Linked DNA regions of Homo sapiens: all the other regions are linked to region 3. A link is an interaction called in ENCODE POLR2A ChIA-PET data of the cell type or tissue named here. Cell type or tissue: PC-9. All regions are shown on one strand. Region 1 overlaps NT5C2 (5'-nucleotidase, cytosolic II). Region 2 overlaps NT5C2 (5'-nucleotidase, cytosolic II). Region 3 has its middle 14 kb from the start of RPEL1.

The links. ChIA-PET counts read pairs that join two places held together with the same protein. Peaks named below come from ENCODE experiments on the same cell type or tissue, not always from the same donor. Only the 100,000 strongest peaks of a DNase experiment are listed, where the experiment ranks them.
Region 1: POLR2A ChIA-PET joins it to region 3 with 15 read pairs; 13 of 35 experiments call an interaction of 5 or more read pairs at or near these places.
Region 2: POLR2A ChIA-PET joins it to region 3 with 18 read pairs; 20 of 35 experiments call an interaction of 5 or more read pairs at or near these places.

Annotation. Positions count from the first base shown.
Region 1 is chr10:103,154,551-103,162,550 of GRCh38, reverse strand. All of the region lies in intron 3 of NT5C2 (5'-nucleotidase, cytosolic II), which reads left to right. Among named protein-coding and RNA genes, the nearest start is that of NT5C2, 35 kb to the left of the region's middle. In PC-9, no CTCF peak of the experiment used is centred here; DNase peaks (open chromatin) are centred at 7,480 and 7,870; H3K4me3 peaks cover 805 bases; H3K27ac peaks cover 2,657 bases.
Region 2 is chr10:103,167,361-103,175,360 of GRCh38, reverse strand. It overlaps NT5C2 (5'-nucleotidase, cytosolic II), which reads left to right. Exons shown (of 19, transcript NM_001351169.2): 3 at 379-503. The coding sequence starts at 403. Among named protein-coding and RNA genes, the nearest start is that of NT5C2, 22 kb to the left of the region's middle. In PC-9, no CTCF peak of the experiment used is centred here; DNase peaks (open chromatin) are centred at 3,920 and 6,690; H3K4me3 peaks cover 641 bases; H3K27ac peaks cover 5,950 bases.
Region 3 is chr10:103,228,181-103,236,180 of GRCh38, reverse strand. No RefSeq gene overlaps it. Among named protein-coding and RNA genes, the nearest start is that of RPEL1, 14 kb to the left of the region's middle. RefSeq lists enhancers at 3,348-4,345, 4,346-5,343. In PC-9, no CTCF peak of the experiment used is centred here; DNase peaks (open chromatin) are centred at 2,950, 3,710, 4,780 and 6,130; H3K4me3 peaks cover 643 bases; H3K27ac peaks cover 6,148 bases.

The sequences.
Region 1 (8,000 bases), 74 kb after region 3:
GTGTGTTTAATTTAAAAGTTATTCTAGTGTATACATAGTGGCATCTCCTTTTGGTTTTAAGTTGTATTTTTCTGATGAATAAATAGGTTGAACACCTTCATATTGTAAGTAGCCATTTGCAGAAGATCCTCTTCTGTGACTTGCCTTTTCAAGTTGTTTGCCAATTGTGTTGTCTTTTTTTTCCATATTGATTTATGGAAGGTGTGTGTGTGTATTCTCTTAAAAAATAGCAGCTTCAGTGGGGCGTGGTGGCTCATGCCTATAATCCTAGGACTTTGGGAGGCCGAGGTGGGTGGATCATGAGGTCAAGAGATCGAGACCATCCTGGCCAACATGGTGAAACCCCGTCTCTACTAAAAATACAAAAATTTGCTGGGCGTGGTGGTGCGTGCCTGTAGTCCCAGCTACTTGGGAGGCTGAGGCAGGAGAGTCACTTGAACCCATGAGGCGGAGGTTGCAGTGAGCCAAGATTGCACCACTGCACTCCAGCCTGGCAACAGAGCGAGAATGTCTCAAAAAACAAACAAACAATTGAATTATAATTTACATAATATAAAATAGAAGTATATTATTCAGTGGCTTTTAGTATATTTACAAAGTGGTACAACCATTTTTCATTATCCCAAAAGAAACCTCATACTCATTAGTAGTCCACTCCACGTTTCCCTCTCTCTCCAGCCCGTGTCAGCCACTAATTTACTTTCTGTCTCTATGGAATTGCCTATTCTGGATATTTCATATAAATGAACTTATACAGTTTATGGCCTTCTGTGTCTGACTTCTTTCACTTAGCATAGTATTTTCTTTTTTCATTATTTTTTTTTTAAGAGTTGGAGTCTTACTCTGTCATCCAGGCTGGAGTACAGTGGCGCAGTCATAGCTCACAGAAGCCTCACACTCATGGGCTCAAATGATACTCCTGCCTCAGTTTCCTGAGTAGCTGGGACTGTAGCACTACAGGCACAAGCCACTGTGCCCTGCATCACTTAGCATAGTGTTTTCAAGGTTCATCTGTATTGTAGCCTATCTCAGTACTTCATTATTTTTTATTGCCAAATAATATTCTATTGGTCAGGCACAGTGGCTGATGCCTGTAATCCCAGCACTTCCTGGTAGGTGAGACGGGCAAATTGCATCATAATACCAGGAGTTTGAGACTAGCCTGGGCAACATAGCAAAACCCCATCTCTACAGAAAATACATAAATTAGCCAGGCATGGTGGTGCATGCCTGTAGTCCCAGCTATTCAAGAGGCTGAGGTGGGAGGATCACTTGAGCCTGGGAAGTCAAAGTGGCAGTGAGCTATGATTGTGCCAGTGCACTCCAGCCTGGATGACAGAGGGAGACCTTGTCTAAAGAAAAAAAATATATTGTATGGATATACCATATTTTGTTTTTCCATTCATCTGTTGCTTAACATTTGGGTTGCTTCCACTTTGCCAAACCATTTTCCAGTGCAGATGCATCATTTTACATTCCCTCTAGCAGTGTATGAATGTTCCAGTTTCTCCAAATCCTCATCACACTTACTGCCTTTTTTTTGAGATGGAGTCTTGCTGTCGCCAGGCTGGAGTGCAGTGTGGCACGATCTCAGGTCACTGCAACCTCTGCCTCCCGGGTTCAAGTGATTCTCCTGCCTCAGCCTTCCAAGTAGCTGGGACTACAGGCATGCACCACGCACAGCTAATTTTTGTATTTTTAGTAGAGATAGGGGTTCACCATGTTGGTCAGGATGGTCTCGATCTCTTGACCTCGTGATCTGCCTGCCTCGGCCTCCCAAAATGCTGGGATTACAGGCGTGAGCCACCGTGCCTGGCCCTGCCTTTTTAATTATAGCCATGTGAGTGTGTGTGAAATAGTATCTCATTGTGGTCTTTACTTGCCCTTATGACCAGTAATGGTAAGCGTGTTTTCATGTTCTTACTGGCCATTTGTGTATCTTTTGTGAAGTGTCTGTTTAGGTGTTTTGCCTATTATTATTAAATGAGTTGTTTATATTGTGGAGTTGTAAAAGTTCTTTATATATTCTGGATTCTAGACCTTTATCAGATACATGATTTTCCAATATTGTCTCCTGTTCTGTGGGCTGACTTTCATTAATAACTTTTTTGGTAGTGTCCTTTGAAACACATGTTATTTTAATACCGGTGAAGTCCAATTTATGTATGTTTTCTTTTTTCGAGTATGCTTTTCATGACATGTTTAAGAAACCATTGCTTATTCCAAAGTCACAGTGATTTACTCCTGTGTTCTCTTCTGTTAGTTTTACAGCTTTAGGTCTTACATTTACGTTTTTGATCCATTTTCATTTACTTTTTTTGTTATTATATAAGATAGGGGTCCAGATTCATTTTTTTGCACATGACTATCCAGTTGTCCTAGCACCATTTTTTGAAAAGACTATTCTTTTCACATTGAATGGTCTTGGCACCCATGTCAAGTATCATTTGAACATAGATGTATGAATTTATTTCTGGACTCTGAATTATATTTGTTTGATCTATTTGTCCTTATGCCAGTAGCACACAGTCTTGATTACTGCAGCTTTGTAGTAAGTTTTGAAAAACAGCAACCTACTCTTCTTTTTCAAGATTGTTTTGGCTATTCTGGTGCCCTTCTATATCCATATGAATCTTAGGATCAGCTTGTCAATTTATATAAAAAAGCCAGCTGGATTTTGTTATGAATTACATTGACTCTCTCTATATATAACTTTGAGAAGTATTGCTGTCCTAATAGTATTAAGTGTTTTGATCCATGAGTATGGGATGTCTTTCCATTTATTTAGATTTTCTTTAATTCTTTCAACAGTATTTTGTAGTCTTCATTGTACAGGTCTTGCACTTCTGTTGTTAAATTTATTCCTAAGTATTTTCTTTTCTTTCTTTTTTTTTTTTTTAAAGAGACAGGGTCTTGCTCTGTCACCCAAGGTGTAGTACAGTGACATGATCATAGCTCACTGTAACCCTGAACTCCTGGCTTCACGTGATTCTCCCACCTCAGCTTCTCAAGTAGCTAGGACTATAGATGTACCACCATGCTTAGCTAATTAAATTTTTTTCTTTTTGGTGGAGAAGGGGGTCTTGCTATGTTGTCCAGTCTGGTGTCTTTCATTATTTCTGATGCTATAGTAAATATAATTGTTTTCTTAATTTTATTTCTGGATTGTTCATTGCTAGTTTATGGAAACACAACTGGTTTTTTGTATATTAATCTTGTATCCTGCCACTTTGCTGAACTTGTTTATTAGCTCTAATTGTGTGTGTGTGTGTGTGTGTGTGTGTGTGTGTGTGTGTGTGCATGTTTTGGAGATGAGGTCTCACTCTGTTACCTAGGCTGGATGCAGTGGCTATTCACGGGCCTGATCATAGTGCACTGTAGCCTCTAACTCTTGGCCTCAAGTGATCCCCCTGCCTCAGCCTCCTGAATAGCTGGAACTACAAGCATCTGCTACTGCACCTGGCAGTGTTAGAAGTTTTTTGATTACTGACTTAATCTCCTTACTACTGATAGATCTCTTTAGATTTTCTATTTCTTTTTGAGTCAATGTTGGTAATTTGTGTGTTTCCAGGTATTGTAGTCTTTAGTGTACAAGTCTTGTACTACTTTTGTCTGTTTTATCTTGGTTACCTAATATGTTGGCATATAGTTATTTATAGTATTATATCTGTTTTTATTTCTGTGAGGTCAGTAGTAATGTCTCTGCTTTTATTCTTCTTTTTTTTTTTTTTTTAGATAAGAGTCTCGCTCTGTCACCCAGGCTGGAGTGCAGTGGCGCAATCTCGGCTCACAGCAACCTCCGCCTCCTGGGTTAAAGCGATTCTCCTGCCTCTGCTTCCCAAAGTAGCTGGGATGACAAGTGCCCGCCACCATGCTTGGCTAATTTTTGTATTTTTAGTAGAGACAGGGTTTCACCATGTTGGCCAGGCTGGTCTCGAACTCCTCACCTCAAGTGATCGCCTGCCTTGGCCTTCCAAAGTGCTGGGATTGTTAAGTGTGAGCCACCGTGCCTGGCCTCTGCTTTTATTCTTGATTTTAGTAATTTGAGTCTTCTTTTTTTGGGTCAGTCTAGCTAAATGTCAATTTTGTTGATGTTTTTAAAGAAAAAGCATTGATTTTTCTCCAGTGCTTTAGATTTTGTATATATATATTTAAATCTCTGCTCTAATCTGTAATATATTATTTCTGTCCTTCTGTTTGATTTGGGTTGATTTTGTTCTTCTTTTTCTATAATTTCTTAATGTGGAAGGCTAGGCTATTAATTGAGATGTTTCTTCTTTTTAAATATGTGCATTTACAGCTATAAATTTTCTTCTGAGCACTGCTTTTGCTGTACCCCAATGATTTTGTTATGTCCTTTTTTTCGTTAAATTGTAAGCGTTTTCTAGCTTTCTTTGTGATTTCTATTATTTAGGAGTGTGTTGTTTAATTTCTACATATTTGTGAATGTCCCAAATTTTCTTTTTTTTTTTTCTTTTTGAGATGGAGTCTCGCTCTGTTGTCATGCTGGAGTGCAGTGGCACGATCCTGGCTCACTGCATCCTCCACCTCCCGGGTTCAAGCGATTCTCCTGCCTCAGCCTCCTGAGTAGCTGGGGCTACAGGTGCGTGCCACCATGCCCAGCTAATTATTGTATTTTTAGTAGAGACGGGGTTTCCCAGTGTTGGCCAGGATGGTCTCAATTTCTTGACCTCACGATCTGTCCGCCTCAGCCTCCCAGAGGGCTGGGATTACAGGTGTGAGCCACCGCACCTGGCCCCAAATTTTCTTTTGTCATTGACTTGTACTTGCATTCCATTGTGGTTGTAGAACATATTTTACATGATTTTAGTCCTTTTAAATTTACTGTGTCTTGGTTTATGGGCTACTCTGTGGTCTATCTTGAATAATCTCTATGCTTTTGACAAGAATGTGTATTCTGCTGATGTTGAGTGGCATATTCTAAAGATGTCTTTACCTTAATTTGTGTAGCATTTTTCACTGGGTATGCATTTTTATATGTATTGTAGAAATCATGAGTTCACACCATTACATCTAATGCTAGTCCATCCTAGGAAAGTTCCTTCTTGTTCACTCCCATTCCATGTTTGTATATCTCTTGTTCCACAGTGAAAGCCCTGGCTCCTGACATCATCAACATATTTAGTTTGCTTAATCTAAAATTGCTTCAGTTGATTAACTCATACCATAACAAACAAACCTAAAAAGTTCAGGATTTATTTGCCATTCTTCCACTTTCTTACCTTACCCTGCCAAAGTCTAAAGGCTTAGACTTTGTGTTTTTTAGTTCCTTGGATTAGTTCGTTCTTGCTTTTTTTCTCTACAGCATGGTTAGGGTATTTGTATACAGTATAATTAGGTTCATTTGTTTGCTTTCAGTTAAGTGTTTTTTTCTTTTTCATTCTATTGATCTAATTTTTAAATAATTTAACATAATACAACATTTCATAATACATCCTATGTTATAGCATTATTATATATAATATATATAAGAGTAATATACATTTAAAAGTCAAAATTATGCAAAAGGCATATCAGAAATGTTACCTACCAACTTTGGGAGACATATGGGTTCACGGCATTCTCCTGCCTCAGCCTCCCGAGTAGCTGGGATTACAGGCACGTGCCACCACGCGTGGTTAAGTTTTTGTATTTTTAGTAGAGATGGGATTTCACTGTGCTAGCCAGGATGGTCTCCATCTCCTGACCTCGTGATCTGCCTGCCTCGGCCTCCCAAAGTGCTGGGATTACAGGCGTGAGCCACTGTACCTGGCCCTTGAAAGTTTTTTTTTTTTGAGATAGAGTTTCGCTCTTGTTGCCCAGGCTGGAGTGCAATGGCGTGATCTCAGCTCACCACAACCTCCGCCTCCTGGGTTCAAGTGATTGTCGAGCCTCAGCCTCCCGAGTAGCTGGGATTACAGGCATGCGCCACCATGCCTGGCTAATTTCATATTTTTAGTAGAGATGGGGTTTCGCCACGTTGGCTGGGCTGGTCTTAGAACTCCTGACCTCAGGTGATCCGCCCGCCTCGGCCTCCCAAAGTGCTGGGATTACAGGCATGAGCCACGGCACGTGGCCCCTTGAAAGCTTTTTAAAAGAGGACTTTAATTGTTACTACATCCATTATTAGGAAGCAATTTCTAAATATTACCACCATAGATCCAAGAAGTGAGGAATAATATAGTCACCATGCTCAAATTTTAGTGTCTTATTTAAGCACACATGCATACTTTAAAATGAATCTAATTATTTCTAGACTCTGGCCTTTTCATTCCTGATAGTATTGCCATGGTCCAGGCCCTTGTTATCGCTGTCCTAGATTACAGCAGTATCCCCCCGTAGGTCTCCCCACCTTCAGCCTTGTCCTCCTCAAAAAAATTTTTTTTTCAAGAGATGGAGTCTCACTCTGTTGCTCAGGCTGGAGTGTAATGGCATGATCATAACTCACTGTGGTCACCTTGACCTCAAGTAATTCTCACACCTCAGCCTCCCAAGTACCTGGGACTACAGGTGCATGCCACCATACCTGGCTAATTTTTAAATTTTTTTTTGTAGAGACAGGATCTTGTATGTTGCCCATGCTGGTCTAAAACTCTTGGCCTCAAGCAGTCCTCCCAGTTCAGCTTCCTGAGTCGCTGGGATTACAGGTGTGAGCCATGGCACCTGGCCAAATTCATTTTTTAAATAATGTTATAATCCTGCTTAGATCCTTTAGTGATATCACATCGAGCATGCAACAGGATAAATTCTAACCCCGCCAAGACTCTCTAAGACTGATCTTTTTCTGTCCACTTTTGTGTTGAGCAGTTCTCTTCCTCAGATTCTGTGTTCTGTCAACTGTATCTAGCTTTGCTTTTTCTCTGAGACTGGGTCTTGCTCTGTCACCTAGGCTGGAGTGCAGTGGTGTGATCATGGCTCACTGCAGCCTTGACCTCCCGGGCTCATAGCTTTGTTTTTATTCACACATCATGATGTTTATGTCATTTTGCTTTTTGTTCATGGTTCCTCTTCTGTTGGAGACCTCTTCTTTTCCTCTTAGCCTGCTGCTAATACTTTTAGCCTGGTGATTAAGAGCTTGGGGCTAGGGTTGGCATTTTGGATTGTTCCATTTCTTTAGAATCCCAGCATTTAAGTTTTGTAAATTTTAATTTTGTAATCTTTTAAACTGGAATAACTTTACCTCATAGAGTTATTGCAAAGATTAGATGAGGTAATAAATAAAGAGCTTAGCACAGTGTCAGTTTTTAAAAAACAGTATCTCATCCTATCTCTAAGACTCAGCCAAGAGGATCTATATGTCCCTCTCTGTTGTGCGTATCTCTAATACTACTATTAACACACTACTTCATAGCTACTTTTGAATGGACCTTCTCACTAGCTTCTTAAAATCAAGGACTTCCAAGTTTATCTTTGTATCACTGGTATCTGGCACACAGACATTCAGTAAATATTTGTTTAATGTATGCATGGAGTTTGAAAGAGCTAATCATCTTTAGACAATGCCTTACCTTTTGCACAGGAAGCTTCTGTAAGTGTGTACCCTCAGTTCAAGTGATAATTTTTGTTTTCCTTTCTCTTTGCCAATAGTAAAGTCTTAAAATAGTAATTACATTTATTTCCACTGCACTGAGCTGTGATACCACAAGCTGAAAATCTAGGGAATCCATGGGAAGTTGGCACCCTTAAGGATTAGATCATTTTTCCATATTCAATTTGTATTCTTGTAGTTATGGAATTTGCTTTGAGGATAGTCAATGGAAATCCTTCATATTTGTGTAAAACTTGAGATTTAGATTTTTTAAAAAAGTATTTCCCATGAGATATATTAATGAGGCAATGCCTGATAATCCAGTTGCTTTTCCTGTTCCCCTACCCTCAGTAATAGTTCTTGGAGCGCTTACATGTGACAGACAACATCCCTACCAGATGTTATCTTCCCTTTTATAGATTAAAACGCTCAGGCTTAGGTTAAGTAACTTATTCAAAGTTCCAAAGCCAGA
Region 2 (8,000 bases), 61 kb after region 3:
ATTTAAAATTTGCCTACTACACACATTTTAAAAACATACATCAACTTAAAATTATATATCTTCACAAACTGCTGTGCTGTGGTTTTAGTGCCTTTTCTAGAATCTAGGATTAGAGTAATTACTGGCAGCCATGCTTAATTATTTGGAAGTATATGTTATCTTTCCGGATTGAAATTACCATATGAAATTATTTTTCCAACTTTAGATTATTGAGAAGTGTCAGTATAATTTTCAGCATATTTACTGTATTCAGTGTGTTTTAATAGGTAATTATATTAGGCAGTTTGCAAGCTGGAGTTTTTCTGATTTTTAAAAAAATCAGATGTCAGTATACAGATGCCAATATTAAGTTACTAAATTAATGATTTTCTTTTCTAGAATACAAAATACAGTTAAAATAAAATGTCAACCTCCTGGAGTGATCGGTTACAGAATGCAGCAGATATGCCTGCTAACATGGATAAGCATGCCCTGAAAAAGTATCGTCGAGAAGCCTATCATCGGTAAGTATTTTGTCTATTTAATCCTCAAAACCCCTCTATGAAGTGGGACTTCATTTTACAGATGATGAAATTAATGTACAGAGAGGTTAAGTAAATAACCCAGATCGTATGTCTAGTACATGGTACAAATCTAGTTCTAAGTCGAGACTTTTAACTACTAGTACACCATACTGCTTTGTGTATCTACTAGTAAAAGTATTTAAGAGAAAAATGTCTTTGGTTGCTAGAAAATTGCACCTAAGTTAATAAAAATTTTTTTTTCTTTCTTTTTTTGAGGGAGTGCTGGATGGACAGAGTCTTGCTCTGTTGCCCAGGCTGGAGTACAATGGCGCAATCTTGGCTAACTGTAACCTTCACCTCCCAGGCTCAAGCAATTCTCTTGCCTCAGCCTCCTGAGTAGCTGAGACTACAGGTGTGGGCTACTGCACCCAGCTAGTTTTTGTTTTCTTTTTTGAGACAGAGTCTCACTCTGTTGCCTAGGCTGGAGTGCAGTGGTGCAGTCTCAGTTCACTGCAACCTCTGCCTTCTGGCTTCAAGCAATTCTCATGCCTCAACTTCCCCAGTAGCTGGGATTACAGGCATGGCCCCATGCCAAACTAATTTTTGTAGTTTTGGTAGAGACAGGGTTTTGCCATGTTGGCCAGGGTGATCTTGAACTCCTGGCCTCAAGTGATCTCCCCACCTCAGCCTCCCGAAGTGCTGGGATTATAGGCTTGAGCCACCACACCCTGCCAAGAATGAATTTTTTTTTTTTTTTTTTTTGAGACGGAGTCTGGCTCTGTCGCCTAGGCTGGAATGCAGTGGCATGATCTCAGCTCACTGCAACCTCCACCTCCTGGGTTCAAGCGGTTCTCCTGCCTCAGCCTCCCAAGTAGCTGGGATTACAGGCGTGCGTCACCACGGCTGGCTAATTTTTGTATTTTTAGTAGAGACAGGGTTTCACCGTGTTAGCCAGGCTGGTCTTGAACTCCTGACCTCAGGTGATCCACCTGCCTCGGCATCCTAGAGTGCTAGGATTACAGGCGTGAGCCACCGCACCCAGCCCAGGAATGAAATTCTTGTATTTTTTATTTATTTACTTATTTTTTTTTTTTTAGTAGTGACAGGGTTTCACCATCTTGGCCAGGCTGGTTTTGAACTCCAGACCTCGTGATCCACCTGCCTCGGCCTCCCAAAGTGCTGAGATTACAGGTGTGAGCCACTGCGCCCGGCCAAGAATGAAATTCTTTTTTTTTTTTTTTTTTTTGAGACGGCGTCTCGCTCCCTGGCCCAGGCTGGAGTGCAGTAGCACGATCTCACTGCAGGCTCCGTCTCCCGGGTCCACGCCATTCTCCTGCCTCAGCCTCCCAAGTAGCTGGGACTACAGGTGCCCGCCACCATGCCCAGCTAATTTTTTGTATTTTTGGTAGAGATGGGGTTTCACTGTGTTAGCCAGGATGGTCTTGATCTACTCTTCTTGTGATCCGCCCACCTCAGCCTCCCAAAGTGCTGGGATTACAGGCGTGAGCCACCGCGCCTGGCCAAGAATGAAATTATTAATTGATATTTACCACAAACTGACTGTAATTTTTAAACAGAATTTAAAAATTGTGTCTGCTGGCTACTGTGTGTTAGATTGAATGTGGGTAACTCTGGGTATTAGCAAAGTTTCCTTGTTTTGATTTTAGACTGTAATATTTTCTCGAAATCACTTTTTCTTTAAAAGTGTAGGCCAGGCATGGTGGCTCGCATCTGTAATCCCAGCACTTTGGTAGACCAAAGCAGGAGGATTGCTTGAACCCAGGAGTTTGAGAACAGCCTGGGCAATATGATGAGACCCCAACTCTACAGATTTTGTTTTGTTTTGTTTTGAGACAGAGTCTCGTTCTGTTGCCAAGGCTGAAGTCCAGTGGCTTGATCTCGGCTCACTGTAATCTCCACCTCCTGGGTTCAAGCAATTCTCCTGCCTCAGCTGTCTGAGTAGCTGAGTACAGGCGTGGGCCACTGCACCTGACTAATTTTTGTATTTTTTTGTTTTTGTTTTTGAGACAGAGTTCATTCTGTCGCCCAGGCTGGAATGCAGTGATGCGATCTCAGCTCACTGCAACCTCTGCCTCCTGGGTTCAAGCAATTCTCATGCCTCAGCCTCTCTGGTAGCTGGGATTACAGGTGTGGCCACCATGCCCAGCTAATTTTTGTAATTTTAGTAGAGATGGAGTTTCGCCATGTTGGCCAGGCTGGTCTTGAACTCCTGGCCTCAAGTGATCCACCCGCCTCAGCCTCCCAAACTGCTGGGATTGCAGGTATGAACCACCGTGAGTGGTCCCCAAATATTTTTAAATAAAATTTTTTTCCTGTAATCCTAGCACTTTGGGAGGCCGAGGCGGGTGGATCACAAGGTCAGGAGATCGAGACCTTCCTGGCTAACACAGTGAAACCTCGTCTCTACTAAAAATACAAAAATTAGCCGGGTGTGGTGGCAGGTGCCTGTAGTCCCAGCTACTCGGGAGGCTGAGGCAGGAGAATGGTGTGAACCTAGGAGGCGGAGCTTGCAGTGAGCTGCGATCACACCACTGCACACTCCAGCCTGGGTGACAGAGCGAGACTCCGTCTCAAAAAAAAAAAAAAAAATTTAAAGTTAAAATTGTATTTAAATTTTTGTTTTTTATTTTTTGAGACAGAGTCTTTGCTCTTGTCTCTCAGTACAGTGGCGCGGTCTCAGCTCACTGCAACCTCTGCCTCCCAGGTTCAAGCGATTCTCCTGCCTCACCGTCCCGAGTAGCTGGGATTACAGGCACACACCACCACACCTGGCTAATTTTTTAATTTTTAGTAGAGACAGGGTTTCACCGTGTTTGCCAGGCTGGTCACAAACTCCTGATATCAGGTGATCTACTTGCCTTGGCCTCCCATAGTGCTGGGATTACAGACGTGAGCCACTGCTCCCGGCCTTAACCTGTATTTTAAAAAAAAATTTATTTTATTAGAGACGGGGTCTTGCTGTGTTGCTCAGGTTGGTCTCAAATGCCTGGGCTCAAGCATTCCTCCAGCCTTGGTCTCCCAAAGTGCTGGGATTACAGGCATGAGCCACTGAGCCCGGCCTAAATTGTATTTTCTTTTTACTTAACTCTTTTTATAGATTCAATTAAATGTTTGCTTCTACCTAAATCTTAAGTAGTTAGGGTCCTTGGGAGTAGATAATGTATTTAGTAATTATTTATTTTTAAGAAGAAATTAGAAATCTACACCTAAAGTGAATTTCTGGGGTAGAAAAATCTGGGCCCTACTAGAACCATCTTTGCCTCCCACACCAGGAAAGCCGGCAGTAAGTACAGGTGCTGGTATATTGGCAGTGCTAAAAAGTTGCATGGGAACTACAGGAAGTCTAAAATGACTCTTAATCACTTAGCTGTTTCTGGGCTACAGGAAAAAGGAAATGAATATTACTTTGAAATCTTACTGGAAAAGTGGCTAAACTGGTTTATGTAGGTAAGTTTTTGTAAGCAGACAAAAAATTTCTAAGTGCAGTCTTCTCTGTATAGGAAAGCTAAGTCAGAATTAGGTAATATTTTGTTGTTTCAATAGATACTAATATTTTGAAAAATATAGTTACTTGTTATTGAGTATATCAGAAGTTAATTATTATATCAATAGTTGGTTTTTTAAGTAGGCTGGTGATATTTGCCTCATGGTAGGTCACTGTGGCATTTCTGGGTGTTAGGATGCTGTTACTCCTTAAACCCTGAAAAAGTGAAAACATTAAAGATTCCTGTCAAATGGGTACTAACGATTCTCTTCTGTGTGTGAGATATGTTGCTAGGTATGGCGTGTTAAAGTATAAAACAGAACATTTATGTGTGTCTATGTAATAAAACATAACATTTGGAAAAGATTATGTTATATGGAGTTCTATACTTTTTCTTCAATTATTTGCTTGGTCTTTACACTATAAAGTATTAATTAACATTAGGGTGTAACATTTTTAGCAGTGGAAATGAGGACTGGTAAACATTATTTAATAAACATCCTAATTATATTTAATATATATCATAGGCTGGGCATGGTGGTTCACGCCTGTAGTCCACACACTTTGGGAGGCCGAGCCAGGCGGAGTCCTTGAGCTCAGGAGTTTGAGACCAGCCTGGGCAAGATGGCGAAACCCTGTCTCTACAAAAAAAAAACATAAAAATTAGCCAGGTGTGGTGGCTTACGCCTGTGGACTCAGCTACCTGGGAGGCTGAGGTGGGAGGATCACCTGCGTCTGAGAGGTGGACGCTGTAGTGAGCTGAGATCATGCCACCAGCCTGGGTGACAGAATGAGAGCATGTCTCAAAAAAAAAAAAAAAAAAAAAGTGTGCATGTGTGTGTGCTTGTGTGTGTGTATCATAGCCTGAATGAGTATACTCCTAACTCATTTGGAATGGTATTTCCTGGAATATTTTAGATGGATTCTGTACCCTACGTTCTTTCATATAGTAAGGTGTATGTACTGGAAACAATAGAAAAAACATTTTCAAAGGCTTGATGTTTTAGATCATTGAAAAAAATTTTTTATCTATGTTATTTAAAGAGGCAGGGTCTCATTCTGTTGCCTAGGCTGCAGTGCAGTAGTGTGATCATAGTTCACGGTAACCTCAAACTTCTGGGCTTAAGCAATCCACCTGCCACAGCCTCCCCAGTAGCTAGGACTACAGGTGTGTACCACAGTGCTCAGTAATTTTTATTATTTTTTTAAATTAATTAATTTTTTTTGAGACAGAGTCTCGCTCTGTAGCCCAGGTTGGGGTGCAGTGGCATGATCTTGGCTCACTGCAACCTCTGCCTCCTGGGTCTGGTTCAAGCAACTCTCCTGCTTCAGCCTCTGGAGTAGCTGTGATTATAGGCATGCGCCACCATGCCCAAGTAATTTTTGTATTTTTAGAGACTGGGTTTCACCATGTTGGCCAGGCTGGTCTTGAACTCCTGACCTTGTGATCCGCCTGCCTCAGCCTCCCAAAGTTCTGGGATTACAGGCGTGAGCCACCATGCCTAGCCATGCTTGGTAATTTAAAAAATTTTTTTCTAGAGATGTGGTCTCACTATGTTGTCCAAGCTGGTTTTGATCTTCTGGCTGCAAGCAGTCCTCCTGCCTCGGCCTCCAAAAGTGCTGGAATTACAGATGTGAGCCATCACTCCCAGCCTGAAAAAAAAATTAAATGTAGAAAATTTGGGTTCTTGGTATCTTGCAAGAATTTGCTTTAAAATTATTATAATTTTTTTTGAGACAGGGTCTTGCTCTGTCACCCAGGCTAGAGTGCAGTGGCTTGATCATGGCTCACTATAGCCTTAACTTCCTGGGGTCAAGTGATTCTCCTGTCTCAGCCTCCTGAATAGCTGGGACTACAGGCGTGTACCACTACACCTGTCTAATCTTTGTATTGTTTTTGTAGAGACAAAGTCTTGCTGTGTTACCCAGGTTGATCTTGAACTCTTGTTCTCAAGTGATCCTCCTGCCTTGTCCTTCCAAAGTGCTGGGATTACAAGTGTGAGCCACCATGCCCCGTGTTTAAAATAAAGTATATGTGTGCTTTTAGAACAATAAAAACATTATATATATATGTGTGTGTGTATATGTATATGTCTTTTTAAACATTGACAAAAATTGTATGTATTTATGGTGTACAAGTTGATATGGAATGGCTAAATCAAGCCAATTAACATGCATAACCTCTTACATTTATCATTTTTTTTTGTGATGAGAACATTTAAAATCTAATCCCTTTGCAATTTTGAGGTATACAGTAGATTATTATCTGTACTCATCATGATGTAGTCATCAGACTTGTATCTCCTAACAGTATTTGCTTTTGTTAATTAAAAATTTTAAATAGAAACCATTTAGAAGAAATTTATTTTAGTTTTCTAGTTAAGTCAATTTGTAGAATATTCTGTTTCCAGGTCTTTTCATTAAAGACATTTATTTGGATTGGTAATTTATCATTGGTTAAGTTAGGCTATGCTGATCATTATCACAAAGTATACATCGTATGTGATGCTTTACAATTTCCCTTTAGAAGAAGCTAAATATTCTTAGTTAAGTAAATAAATATCTAACTTCCAGCTTTTTTCTTGCTTAATATCAGTTTTCTGAATTTCAATATAGAGATGCCAGTCATATGTCATTATTAAGAAACTAGCCTTTAAAATGTATGACTGTTGCTCCTTCTTCATTTCCTTATGGTTGTTTAGTTTTCTGGGCTGAGGATAAGTCATCAGGCCAAACCTTTCAGTGGAATGTGTTTTGCTATATGGTTAGAAGACAAGCTGAGCTGCTCAGATGTCATAGTGACCTGAAAGAGGCAGCTTCAAAAATTACCTCTTAAATAGTTTTTGTTTAATACTAGAATCTTTTAGTGATCACTATAGATCAGAATTTGTATTTACCAATCCAAGAATGGAACAATTAGGTTTTTCATCTGCTCTCTACATTGACTGTGCCCAGGATACCGAAGTCAGGTATTTAGTTTTTACGTTTGTAAAGCTCTGATGCTTCCAGTAGAACAGAATTTCTGTAGGACAATGAATTGGCTTTTTCTTTGTGAACACAGCTTATTAATTTAGCAGTGGTTTTATCATATTGAACTGAAATGTGGCACGTTATTAGGCTTGTGAATTTTTTGTTAACCAGTCTTTTGCCTTATTTTAGAAAATATTGCAGTGATTTTTCTCTTTAAAATTCTTTAAAGACTTTTGTATATTTATCTTAAATTATATATCTGAAGTTTTTTTTTTTTTAGTTGCAGTTTAGGCTTCCAGAGCCATATCAGTCTTTATATAAATCTGTTGAATAATCGTTTCTTCTAAAATCAAAGTAAATTTCTTGTACATGTTTAAGGAGTGAAAAGGAATTTGTGTATATGTAATTTTGCTAGTACTTATGGCTTCGATCTAGAAATGTTTATGATGGACCAGGCACGGTGGCTTATGCCTGTGATCCTAGCACTTTGGGAGACCCAGGCGGGTGGATGGCTCATTGAGCACAGGAGTTCAAGACCAGCCTGGGCAACATGGCAAACCCCGTCTTTACCAAAAATACAAAAATTAGCTGGGCATGGTGGTGTGCACCTGTAGTCCTGGTTACTCAGGAGTCTAAGGCGGGAGGATTGCTTGTGCCTGGGAGGTCAAGGCTGCAGTGAGCCATGATTGCGCCACTGCACTTCAGCCTAGGTGACAGAGTGAGACTGTGTCTCAAAAACAAAAACAAAAAAAGGGGAAATCTTTATTTTTTTTTTTAAACCTCATACTAAAAACAGGTATCAGGTTATATGTAGATAGAGACTGCCAGGTTGATCAATTTTAATTTCTCTTTTAATCACTTATGGATATCATATGAATGTCATTCAGCTTTTTAATTTTGTCATTAATCAAGCTGAGTAGTAAACTGTCATTTTAGTATTGGTTCAAATATTCAGTGGATAATTGTTAAAATTTCAGTAGCCACTTTGTAAATTGAAAATCATGCGGAAAATATAGGTCCTC
Region 3 (8,000 bases):
CCTGCAGCTCTCCTGCCGGTGTCTAATAGTACAGGCCCTTGTCAGGTCTCTGCCTCTGGGCATTGGCTCTCTAACTGATGTGCCTCTATTGAGTCTTTTACTTCTCTAAATCTGTTAACACTCTTGCCAATTATTTTTCTCCAAGGATTATGTTTTGTTTTGTTTTTTCACTTTTTTGTAGAGATGGGGTCTTGCTATGTTGCCCAGGCTGGTCTCTAATTCCTGGACTCAAGTGATCCTCCCACCTTGGCCTCTCAAAGTGTTGGGATTACAGGTGTGAGCCACCATGCCCAGCTGACCATTTTTTTATTGCGGTAAAATAGACATAACAAAATTTATTATTTAATCATTTTAAAGTGTACACTTCAGTTCACATTGTTGTGCAACCATTATCACCATCTATCTACAGATCCTTTTTTTTTTTTTTTTTGAGATGGAGTCTTGCTCTGTCACCCAGGCTGGAGTGCGTAGCGCAATCTCGGCTCACTGCAAGCTCCACCTCCCAGGTTCACGCCATTCTCCTGCCTCCGCCTCTCAAGTAGCTGGGACAACAGGTGCCCGCCACCACGCCTGGCTAATTTGTTAATTTTTAGTAGAGATGGGGTTTCACCATGTTAGCCAGGATGGTCTTGATCTCCTGACCTCATGATCTGCCCGCCTCGGCCTCCCAAAGTGCTGGGATTACAGGCGTGAGCCACTGCACCCGGCCTCTACAGATCCCTTTCATCTTCACAAACTGAAGCTCTATCAGAGCTTCAGAAAGTCTCCATTCCTCCTCCCCCAGCCCCTGGCAACTGCTGTCATCTACTTTCTTTTTGTTGTTGTTTGTTTTTGAGATGGAGTTTCATTCTTCTTGCCCAGGCTGGAGTGCAGTGGTGCAGTCTTGGCTCACTGTAACCTCCGCCTCCAGGGTTCAAACAATTCTCCTGCCTCAGTTTCCCAAGTAGCTGGCATTACAGGCACCCACCACCACTCCCAGCTAGTTTTTTTTGTATTTTAGTAGAGATGGGGTTTCACCATGTTGGCCAGGCTACTCTCGAATTCCTGACCTTAGGTGATCTGCCTGCCTCAGCCTCCCAAAGTGCTGGGATTACAGGTGTGAGCAACTGCACCCAGCTCCATCATCTGCTTTCTATCTCCATACATTTGACTGCTCTAGGTACCTCATGTAAGCAGAGCTATACAGGATGCATCCTTTTGTTACTGGGTTATTTCACTTAGCATAATGTCTTCAAGGTTTAGAATATCCTTCCTTTTTAAGGCTGAATAATCCAGCGGTTTGGGTGTGTATGTATATGTCAAATTTTGTTTATCCATTCATCTGCTGATGGGCACTTGAGTTGCTTCTACCTTTTGGCTATCATGAATAATGCTGTTAGGAACATAAGTATACAGTGTCTCTTCAAGACCCTGCTTTCTTTGTTTTTTTTTGTTTTTGTTTTTGTTTTTGTTTTTGAGACAGAGTCTTGCTCTGTTGCCCAGGCTGGAGTGCAGTGGTGCAATCTTGGCTCACTGCAACCTCCACCTCCTGGATCCAAGTGTTTCTCCTGCCTCAGCCCCCCAAGTAGCTGGGACTACAGGCATGCACCACCACAGCTGGCTAATTTTTTTTTTTTTTTTGTATTTTTAGTAGAGACAGGATTTCACCATGTTGGTCAGGCTGGTCTCGAACTCCTGATCTCAGATGATCCACCTGCCTCAGCCTCCCAAAGTATTGGAATTACAGGCGTGAGCCACCATGCCAGGCCAAGACCCTGCTTTCTTTTTGGGATGTGTCCAGAAGTGGAATTGCTGGATCATATGGCAATTTTATTTTTAATTTTTTGAGGAGCCACCATACACAGTGGTTTGTACCGCTTTACATTCCCACCAGCACTATGCAGGGATCCAGTTCCTCTACATCCTTATCAACACTTGTTATTTTGTTTTTTTTTGTTGTTGTTTGTCTTTAAAATAGCCATCATACTGCATGTGAGGCGACACTGTATCTTGTGGTTTTCATTTGCATTTCCCTAATGATTACTGATGTTGAACATCTTTTCATGTGCTTATTGGCCATTTGTATATCTTATTTGGAGAAATGTCTAAACTAAGGACTTTGGCAATTTTTTTTTTTTTTTGAGATGGAGTCTTGCTCTGTCACCCAGACTGGAGTGCACTGGTGCGATCTCAGCTCACTGCAACCTCTGCCTCCCATGTTCAAGCTATTCTGCTGCCTCAGCTTCCTGAGTAGCTGGGACTACAGGCATGCGCCACCACGCCTGTCTAATTTTTGTATTTTTAGTAGAGATGGGTTTTCGCCGTGTTGGCCAGGCTGGTCTAGAACTCCTGAGCTCAGGTGATTCACCTGCCCCAGCCTCCCAAAGTGCTGGGATCATAGGTGTGAGGCACCGCACCTGGCCGACATTGCCCATTTTTAAATTGGGCTGTTCGGTTTTTTTTTTATTTTTGTAGGGGTCCTCTATGTATTCTGGATATTAGCCCTTATCAGATATATGATTTGCAAATATTTTCTCCCATTATGTGAGTTGCCCTTTTATTCTGTTGATAGTATACTTTGATGTCCAAAAGTCCTTAAGTTTTTATATAGCCTATTTTGCCTGTTTTTTTCTGTTGTTACCTATGTTTTTGGTGTCATATCCTCCAGTAATCAATCTTTCTTTTTATTTTATTTTATTTTTTTGAGACAGGGTCTCACTCTGTTGCCCAGGCTGGAGTGCAGTGGCACGATCATGGCTCACTGCAGCTCCACCTCCCCAGGCTCAGGTGATCCTCCCACCTCAGCCTCCCTAGTAGCTAGGACTACAGGGGCATGCCACAACACCCAGCTAATTTTTGTACTTTTTGTAGAGATGGGATTTCATCATGTTGCCCCTTTTTTTTGAACTCCCAAGCTCAAGCGATCTGCCTGTCTCAACCTCCCAAAGTGCTGGCCGCAATAGGCATGAGTCACCATGCCCAACCTCCAATAATCTTTTAAATACACACTTGTATATAGTTGATCCTTTCACTGTCCTCTTTGTAATCCTGGAATGCTTCTTTCTTTTAAACTTCTTAACCTGAACGACCTGGTCTCCATACTTCCTCAGTCTCATCTCTCACTAACAAGGTAATCCGTTGTCATTCTGAATTTCCTGCACAGCTGCAAGCATTCACCTTGCTCTCCGAAGTCACCTTTCCACTTGCTAGGCCCACTTCCTCCCTACCTTGCTGTTCACTAAACTAAGTTCCACTCAACCTTTAAAGCTTCCTTCAAGTACTTCCTCCTCTGGGAGGCTTCTTTGGCTGTTCCACAAGTTAAGTGCCTTCCTTGGTAACCTTTAATTTAATTTAATTTAATTTAATTTATTTATTTATTTTTGAGACAGAGTCTTGCTCTGTCGCCCAAGCTGGAGTGCAGTGGTGCAATGTTGGCTCACTGCAACCTCCGCCTCCCGGGTTCAAACAATTCTCTGCCTCAGCCTCCCGAGTGGCTGGGATTACAGCTACCCGCCACCATGCCTGGCTAATTTTTGTATTTTTAGTAGAGATGGGGTTTCACCATCTTGGCCAGGCTGGTCTTGAACTCCTGACTTTGTGATCCACCTGCCTCGGCCTCCCAAAGTGTTGGGTTTACACCCAGCCAACCTTTAATTTTATGGTAACCCTTATCAGATTGTGTTTTAATTGTTGGCTCACCGGCTTCCTGTCCCTCCCACTAGACTCTACATTCCTTAAGGGCAGGGTTACTATTCCTATCTTGTCATCTGCATGCTGCTCAAACAATTGAACTCGATCTCTGCCACTATTTAGTTGCTTTGACATTCAGCAAACTAGTCAAACTCTCTGGGCCTCAGTTTTCTCATAGGATCATTGTGAAAATTAATTAAGATTGTGTTTGTAAAGTGCTTAGTGCTTACTCTGGATCAGAGTAAAATGCCCAACAAAAATTAGCCATTGCTTCCATCAGCTTGTTGAATTGAGATCTCAAACTCTAATCAGCTGTATGACTTTAGACAAAAATCTTAAGTTCCTAAGGCCTGTTTTTCCTTCTCCCTGGATCACCTAGAGTCGTGATTCCCAAAGTAGGCTACACTTTGTAATCACCTGGGGAGCTTTAAGAATGCTAATATTGGCCAGACGCGGTGGCTCTCACCTGTAATCCCAGCACTTTGGGAGGTTGAGGCAGGTGGATTATGAGGTCAACAGATCGAGACCATCCTGGTCAACAATGGTGAAACCCCGTCTCTACTAAAAATACAAAAATTAGCTTGGTGTGGTGGCTCATGACTATAATCCCAGCACTTTGGGAGGACAAGGCAAGCGGATCACAAAGTCAGGAGTTTGAGACCAGCCTGACCAATATAGTGAAACGAAAATACAAAAATACAAAAACTACGAAAAATACAAAAAATTATCCGAGTATGGTGGTGGGCGCCTGTAGTCCCAGCTACTTGGGAGGCTGAGGCAGGGGAATTGGTTGAACCCAGAGGTGGAGGTTGCAGTGAGCAGAAATCGTGCCTCTGTACTCCAGCCTGGGTGACAGAGCAAGACTCTGTCTCAAAAAAAAAAAAAAAAAAAAGCTAATATCTGGGTCCCTCTGCTAAAAATTCTGACTTAATTGGTGTGAGGTACAACTTGGGCATGGGCATTTTGCAGAGGCTCCCCTGGTGATTCTAATGTTCAGCCAGAATTGAGAAACACCAATCTAAAGTTTCTTTCTAATGTAACACACTAGAAAGTTGAGCTGCAGAATTCCGTGGACGCAGGGGAATGGAATGTCTCTGGGCATTCTTCTGCTATCACCCTTTGTTAGTTTAACAGGAAGCATTATTGAACAAGCTCACTAAGCTGGAATTCCAAGAGTATTTGTGGATTCCTGAGTGTTTAAATTTAGCAGCTCACTTCATCCAGGAGAAACCTGGGGACCAGTGCTCTGAGAAAGAGAAAACAATGGTTCTTCCCTACTCTACAGCTCTAACCCAAGGCCTGGGAGTCTAGATACCCTGGAGTTCTGTATTATGGTTAAAGGAAAGGGAGGAGGAAAGAGTCCTTGGTAATCGGTATAATCCTTTTTTTTTTCCCCAAGGGACAGAGTCCTGCTCTGTCGCCCAGGCTGGAATACAGTGGTGCAATCATAGCTCACTGAAACCTTGAACTCCTCCTTCAGCCTCCTGAGCAGCTAGACCTACATATACGTGCTACCACGCCTGGCTAATCTTTTTTCTTTTTTTAATGTTTGTACCAATGGGGGTCTCACTATGTTGCCCAGGCTAGCTGGAAATCCTGGCCTCAAGTGATCCTCCCACCTTGGCCTCCCAAAGTGCTGGGATTACAGGCGTGAGCCATTGTGCCTGGCCCCTTGCTATAATCGTAGTGGGGGCACCTGGGGCCCTGACTAGAACAGGGTAGGGGCTGAGATTTACAAATATTCATTCCCTTATCACTGTACTGTGCTTTAAAACCACATTCACAGCCATTACTTGAGTCTCCGCATAATCTTGAGAAATGCAGAGCAGATATTACTGCCTCTACTTTGTGGATAAGCAAACCAAGTCTGAATGGTTAAGGGCCTTGCCAAAAGTCACAGTGCATTAACACGAAGGGTCAGCATAGAGTCCCTATATCCTGACTCTCTGTTGGGGGCAGAAAAACTCTTCACACCCAGGTAGCTCAGAGTCCTTCTTGGCTTCTTGGACTTGGAGTCAAGGTTCTAAGTGGTCCCATTAAATGCTACAGGGAATGACTAAAATACCTCTTCCTGGCCGGGCGCAGTGGCTCACGCCTGTAATCCCAGCACTTTGGGAGGCCGAGGCGGGCGGATCACGAGGTCAGGAGATAGAGACCATCCTGGCTAACATGGTGAAGCCCTGTCTCTACTAAAAATACAAAAAAAAAAAAAAAAAAAAAATTAGCCGGGCATGGTGGCAGGCGCCTGTAGTCCCAGCTACTCGGGAGGCTGAGGCAGGAGAATGGCGGGAACCCGGGAGGCGGAGCTTGCAGTGAGCCGAGATTGCGCCACTGCACTCCAGCCTGGGTGACAGAGCGAGACTCCGTGTCATAAATAAATAAATAAATACCTCTTCCTGATGCCCTGTGGTCAGCCACCTCTGAGCACAGTTGCACTCTCTGGGATCATGAGCAAAACCCTCACTTTTGCAAAGTGTGATGCTCAGACCAGCTTTGAGGCTTGGTCATTCAGGGAGGCATTTAGTTATAATGCCCAGTGTGTCCAGGAATACTCAGAAGGGCCCAGTAGTGTTGGCCAAATGCTGAGTCACAGATAGGGGTTGGCCCTTGGCCACTGGCTCAAGATGAAATAGAAAAAAAAAAAAATCAGGAAATTATCTTTTACTAAGCTAAATGTGATTAAACTCCTGTCTTATTCTGAGATTATGTTCTTTCTACTTTTTTGGTATTAAAATTACCTTTTGGATGGGCACGGTGGCTCACTCCTGTAATCCCAGCACTTTGGGAGGCTGAGGCGGGTGGATCACCTGAGGTCAGGAGTTCAAGACCAGCCTGGCCAACATGGCGAAACCCCGTCTCTACTAAAAATACAAAAATTACCTGGGCATGGTGGCAGGCGCCTATAATCCCAGCTACTTGGGAGGCTGAAACAGGAGAATCGCTTGAACCCGGGAGACAGAGATGGCAGTGAGCTGAGATGGTGCCACTGCACTCCAGCCTGGGCAACAGAGCTAGACTGCATCTCAAAAAACAAACAAACAAAAAAATTACCTTTCATGAATTAGTGCTGACAGTAGATGGCAGTTTATTTTGATGTGCTGAATGCCAGAGTTAACAGATGGCCATCCTATGTAAATCCTCAAAATTGCTTTTGAAATGTTACTGATCCAAGGAATCCCAATTCTGCTAATCAACTCCCCATTTTGGAGGACCAGGAGTAAGGCCCTATGACTCCAGGATCTTCAGGGTCGTGGGAGGCCTCACCTTGAGAGCAGCAATAGAATATTCAACACTAAAAGAATCAAAATGCCCAGAGTTGGGCCTTGCCACTCATAAGTTCATGTAGAAAGAAAAGAGCCATTGTCACATGGTTTGTGTGTGTGTGTGTGTGTGTGTGTGTGTGTGTGTGTGTTTGAGACGGAGTTTTGCTCTTGTTGCCCAGGCTGGAGTGCAGTGGTGTGATCTCAGCTCACTGCAACCTCTGCTTCCTAGGTTCAAGCGATTCTCCTGCCTCAGCCTCCTAAGTGGCTGGGATTATAGGTGCGTGCCACCACGCCTAGCTAATTTTTTGTATTTTGAGTAGAGACAGGGTTTCATCATGTTGGTCAGGCTGGTTGTGAACTCCTGACCCCAGGTGATCCACCTGCCTCGGCCTCCCAAAGTGCAGGGATTACAGGCACGAGCCACCATGCCCGGCCTTTTTGTGTATTTGTTGCTGTTTTGAAATGGAGTCCCACTCTGTCATCCAGGCTGTAGTGCAGTGGCCCAATCTCAGCTCACTGCAGCCTCTTGTCTCTTGGGTTCGATTCTCCTGCCTCAGCCCCCCAAATAGCTGGGATTACAGGCATCTGCCACCACACCTGGCTAATTTTTGTATTTTTAGTAGAGACGAGGTTTCACCATGTTGGCCAGGCTAGTCTCGAAGCTCTGACCTCAAGTGATCCGCCCTCCTCGGCCTGCCAAAGTGCTGGGATTACATGTGTGAGCCACCGCGCCCAGACACATTGGTTTTATTTAACAAACATTATTATCTTCACTTCCATTTTAAAGATGAGGAAACTAAGACACGAGGGTGTTAAGAAACTTGCCCAAGGCCACAGCTAGTTAGCAGCAGAGCCAAGAGTTGAAGCCAGGGAGTCTGGCTGTGGAATCCATGCTCTTAATCCCTTCACTACACTGCCTGGTTGGAAGCAATTTAAGACTTTGTGGCATGTAATGGTCTATTTTCAGCCTGTGATTCCAAAGATGGCAAGTGCCTGTGGACTAAGCCGCCTGATCTGTGTTGAGCTACTGTCAGTGATCCCTTTTTGAGCCCCCTCCACAACACCACT